Regions from separate parts of the Homo sapiens genome. Here region 2 is linked to region 1. Evidence: read pairs that join two places in POLR2A ChIA-PET (ENCODE). Cell type or tissue: PC-9. All regions are shown on one strand.

Region 1 (2,500 bases):
CAGTAGGGATGATTTCTTTGGTTGTTTTTTCCCATTGTACACATGCAGAAGCTGAGACCCAGGGGAGTTAAGTAACTTGCCCGAGGTCACACAGCAAAGAGAAAGCAGAGCCACACTCCAGAGCCCTCATACAAGTAAGCTTGAGTCCTAGAGCCGGACAGACACAGAGCTGAATCCAGCTCTGCCTCTCTCTTGCTATGTGACCAAACGCAGGTTACTTTATGCACCGGTGCCTCTCTTGTTCTTCCTCTGTAGAATTCCCTAGTTCCAGGCTGGTTGTGAGGCTTGACCTGGATAATGTGCAAAAGCACATGGCTGGCCAGGCGCAGTGGCTCATGCCAGTAATCCCAGCACTTTGGGAGGCCGAGGCAAGCAGATCACGAGGTCAGGAGACCGAGACCATCCTAGCAAACACAGTGAAACCCCATCTCTACTAAAAATACAAAAAATTAGCCGGGCATGGTGGCTCGTGCCTGTAGTCCCAGCTACTCGGGAGGCTGAAGCAGGAGAATGGCGTGAACCCGGCAGGCAGAGCTTACAGTGAACCGAGATCACGCCACTGCACTCCAGCCTGGGCAACAGGGCGAGACTCCATCTCAAAAAAAAAAAAAAAAAAAGCACATGGCGGCCAGGTGCAGTGGCTCATGCCAGTAATCCCAGCACTTTGGGAGTCCGAGGCGGGTGGATCACCTGAGGTCAGGAGTTCAAGACCAGCCTGGCCAACATGGTGAAACTCCATCTCTACTAAAAATACAAAAATTACCCAGACATGGTGGCATGCAGGCTGAGGCAGGAGGACTGCTTGAACCTGGGAGGCAGAGGTTGCAGTTAGCCGAGATCGCACCATTGCACTCCAGCCTGGGCAACAGAGTGAGACTCCAACTCAACAACAGTAACAAAAAAAGCACTTGGCATGTAGTGAGTGCACTATACCTGGTGGTCACTATGAATATTGTTGTTGTTTTTGATGGCTTGATGTGACTGCACCCCAATTTTCCACACCCACAAGTCTCCTGCTAGAGGACTAGGTCAGAACCAAAAGGCCCTGCAGAAAATGGAAGTCTCTTCCCATTACCCCTCTAGTCTCCCTTTGGGGGTCCAGTGCGTCCTTGGAGCTGCCCAGGGCAGGGTGGAGGCTGCATCTGTGACCGATGGGCTGCCCCAAGCCTGCTGACACTGGCCGTGCCAACCACAAGAAATTCTAAAAATCCACCTCCTTATCTCAGAGCGGGTGACACTCCCAAGCTTCAGGAATGCTGATGGGGAGCCCCGCCCCCTCCCCTCCCCCTCCCCCTTCCCCCTCTGCTGGGGATAGGCTGGAAGAGGAGTGCTGAATCCTCTGGGCCCCAGCCCCCAAGTACCCCCCTCTAACTCTGGGACCCTCTCAGATCAACACATTCCAGGAGGATCAGGACCTGCAGACTCCAAGTCAGACACCCTCAAGCCCAGAGACGCCTACCTGGGCTCTCAACATCCCCCTTATACCAGAATCCAAAGAGAATCTCACTGCAGATCCCTAGCATGTCTCTAAGGACTCCATGGGCCCACCAATATTCTTCTGAATAATTTCAGGATTCTTTGAGAAGAAGGTCCATCTGCTATGGTAGAAAGAATACAAGATCTTGAATCCAGCATCTTGGGTCTGAACAAATCCCTTCCTCATTCTGTGCCTCGGTTTCTCCATCTGTGAAACAGAATTATTACCCTCTCTTGGCCTCCCTGTAGAATGGTTGAAAGAAGTGAACCAGCTTCCCAATGTAAGGGACACTTTAGAATTTCTACAAGTACCATCTTTTTCCTTCATGCAAATCACTGCTCCTGGGACTCAGTTTCTTCCCCTGCTAAACGGGAGGAAGATGTATGTGCCTGCCTCACTCCACTTCACAGTGCTGGGAGAGGAGGGGGCAGAATAGACAAGGCTCTGTTCATCTGGCACTTTCTCCCTTTAAACTGGGAGCTCTTGGAGGCCAGGGACTGACTAGACCTTATTCCCAAGGCAGCAAGAAGCAGGCTCCCAGCAAGTATGTGCTGAATGAATACCTGACTGTGGATGGATGGATGATGTTGCTTTAGGAAATTAAAAGGCCAGGTGGATGGCTCACACCTGTAATCCCAGCACTTTGGGAGGCCAAGGCAGGCAGATCACCTGAGGTCAGGAGTTCGAGACCAGCCTGGCCAACATGGTGAAACCCTGTCTCTACTAAAAATACAAAAATTAGCCCAGCATGGTGGTGTGTACCTGTAATCCCAGCTACTTGGGAGGCTGAGGAGAGTGACTTGAACCCAGGAGACAGAGGTTGCAGTTAGCCAAGATCACGCCACTGCACTCCAGCCTGGGTGACAGAGCACAAAAAAAAAAAAAAAAAAAAAAAAGTGCCATCCACTAACAGAGCATCCCATCCTCTTTTTGCACCAAAGGACACTGTCTCCAGCTTCCCCATCCTAACCAGCTTAAAGAAAGGGTCTAAACCTCACTGAGGAGGCTGGGTGTGGGGGTGGT
Region 2 (2,500 bases), 290 kb before region 1:
ATGTCTCTTCTGACAAACGAGAAGCAGCTGTGGACTGTGAAGAGCAAGGCAAACAGGAGGTGGGGGAGGGGTGTGGAGGGGCCTGATTCCCGTCTGGGTGGGGCTACGGAGAAGGCAATGTGAAGGGGGAACCAAGAGGACTTGGTGATGGACAGGATGTGAGGGGGGAAGAGAAGGAATTGTCGGGATACATCCGTGTTCCAGCATAGACACCGATTCCACGCCAGAGCCAACGAGGGCCAAGAAGTGTTTAGGGGAGTGAGGAGAGGATGGCAACTTTAGGTAGAACTGGATTGGGACTGTGGGACCCTGGTCACTGGAAAGATGATGGTGCACTCTCAGAAAGTCGCTCTTACCAAAGGAAGTCCTACAGTATTCTTATTTTTCCTAGGATAATGACTTCAATGCTTTTTATAAAGACAGGCTTTATTTAGCAATGACTTACATAAAATACATGCATGTTTCAGGCACGTTTCAGTGAGTTTGAAAAATGTGTACACCTTTTGTGTAACCACCACCCCAGTCAAAATATAGAATATTTCTATCATTACAGAAGTTTCCTTCCTGAGCCTTCCCACACAATACCTACATCCCCTACTGATCGGGCTTCTATCACTATGCATTAGTTTTACCTGTTTTAGAACTTCAAATCAATGCAGTTACTCTGAAAATATCCTTTTGTGTCTGACTTCTTTTACTCAGCCTCATACTTCCGGGATTCATCACGTTGCTGTGAATATCAGTAGTGTGTTTATTACTCTGTTGTATGACTATACCACCGTTGGTTTATCCCTTCATCTGTCGGTGGCTATTTGGGTTGTCTTCAGTTTTTGCCTTTTATGAAAAGACTTATGAATATTTGTGTGCAAGCCCTTTGAGAACATATATTTTCATTTCTCTCAGTAAATACCTAGGAATGGAATGGCTTGATCATAAAGTATATGCTTAGTTTTAAAAGAAACTGCCAAATTGCTTTCCAAGGTGATTGTACCATTCTCCTTTACTATCAGTGGCACATGAGCAAGTCATTTGCTCTTTGTCCTTACCAACACTTAGTGTATTCAGACCTTTAACAACATTTTTTTAGCCTTTTTCAGTGGATATGAAGTAGTATTTCACTGTGGTTTAAATTTGTATTTCCCTGATGACCAACAATGTTGAACATCTTTATATGTGCTTATTAGAGATTCATATAAACTTTTTTCAGGGGCAAAGTCTTTGCCCATTTAAAACAAATTCGATTATTTGTCTTCTTATTACCGAGTTATAGAAGTTCTTTTAAATTCTGGATGCAAGTCCTTTGTCAGGTAATTGTTTTGAGAATAACTTCTCCAAGTCTGTGATTTACCTTTTAATTTTCTTAATGTTGTCTTTGGAAGAAGAAAAAATTGAAATGTTGATAAAGTCCATTTGTAATTTTTTTCTTATGGCTCATGGTTTTTCTCCTCATCTAAGAGATCTTTGCTTATCCAAAATATATAAAAATTTTCTCCTATGTTTTCTTCTAGCAATTAGAATCTTTTAACTTTTATAAGAGTTATATTTTATGCATGGCGTGAGTTATATTTTATGCATGCAACGTTTACTTTTTTCCTTATAGCTCTGTAGTCATTCTGTCACTAATGTAAACACTTGCACACTTTAATACTTTTTTATGAAATAACAATATACTTAAATACTTTCCATTCTTCTTCTTCTTGTTCCCCCTGCTTTGGTGGACACTTGCTTCATCTGCCTGTGTAGTAATCCAGCTCCGAGTTCTGATTTGCACCTGTTGTATTTGCATGTCCTGTGGGAAACCCAGATGGAGATATTCATCAGACTTTGGAGGGGATGACGCTCTGGAGAAAAGGCTGAGCTTTAGACAGAACTGGGAGGTGCATCAATAATGGCCATAGTCACATGTGTGTAGATCCTCAGGAAAACCACAACTGGGTTCTTTCTGGGTCCTGCATCCTCTCCTTTCTTCCCTTGTCTCTTCTTTCTACCAGCAGTAGCAACTTCCCACTACTACTTTCCTGGGGGCTTCACAATTTCTCGTTGGCTTCCACACCGCTAAAATCAGTCCCTTTATTCAATTCTCTGCTGACACCCCTTTGGACTGTGCCATCTGTTTCCTCCTGAGACCCCAAATGATGCACCCAGTTGCAGGTATTTTTAAAAGTTCAGTTTATTAAAAAGTCAGGTTTCTTGTTATTTTCCCTCATGCCAAACACTCAAGCACACACCTGCTAGGCACCAAACCAGCCCATAACTAGCTAAAGCTGAAGACTTCCATTGCCAAGCCTGGATGCAAAAACACAGATCTAGGTCTGCTGCAGGATATAGTTTTCTACTGGTAATTCCTGAACTCCTTCATGAAGGGAAGTCTTGTGGTTTCCATGGGGCACTAGACTGTGAGCCCCTCGAGGGCAGACATGGTTTCTGCATTTGCTTACCCTTGGCTGTCTAGCACCTGGGAGAGCATCTGATGCATAGTAAACAGTAAGCCCTGAGACAC

The links. Peaks named below come from ENCODE experiments on the same cell type or tissue, not always from the same donor. Only the 100,000 strongest peaks of a DNase experiment are listed, where the experiment ranks them.
Region 2: POLR2A ChIA-PET joins it to region 1 with 8 read pairs; 2 of 35 experiments call an interaction of 5 or more read pairs at or near these places.

What each region holds. Positions count from the first base shown.
Region 1 is chr5:171,423,647-171,426,146 of GRCh38, reverse strand. All of the region lies in intron 2 of FGF18 (fibroblast growth factor 18), which reads right to left. Among named protein-coding and RNA genes, the nearest start is that of FGF18, 5.2 kb to the right of the region's middle. In PC-9, no CTCF peak of the experiment used is centred here; a DNase peak (open chromatin) is centred at 1,208.
Region 2 is chr5:171,715,744-171,718,243 of GRCh38, reverse strand. No RefSeq gene overlaps it. Among named protein-coding and RNA genes, the nearest start is that of SMIM23, 69 kb to the left of the region's middle. In PC-9, no CTCF peak of the experiment used is centred here; no DNase peak of the experiment used is centred here; H3K27me3 peaks cover 2,500 bases.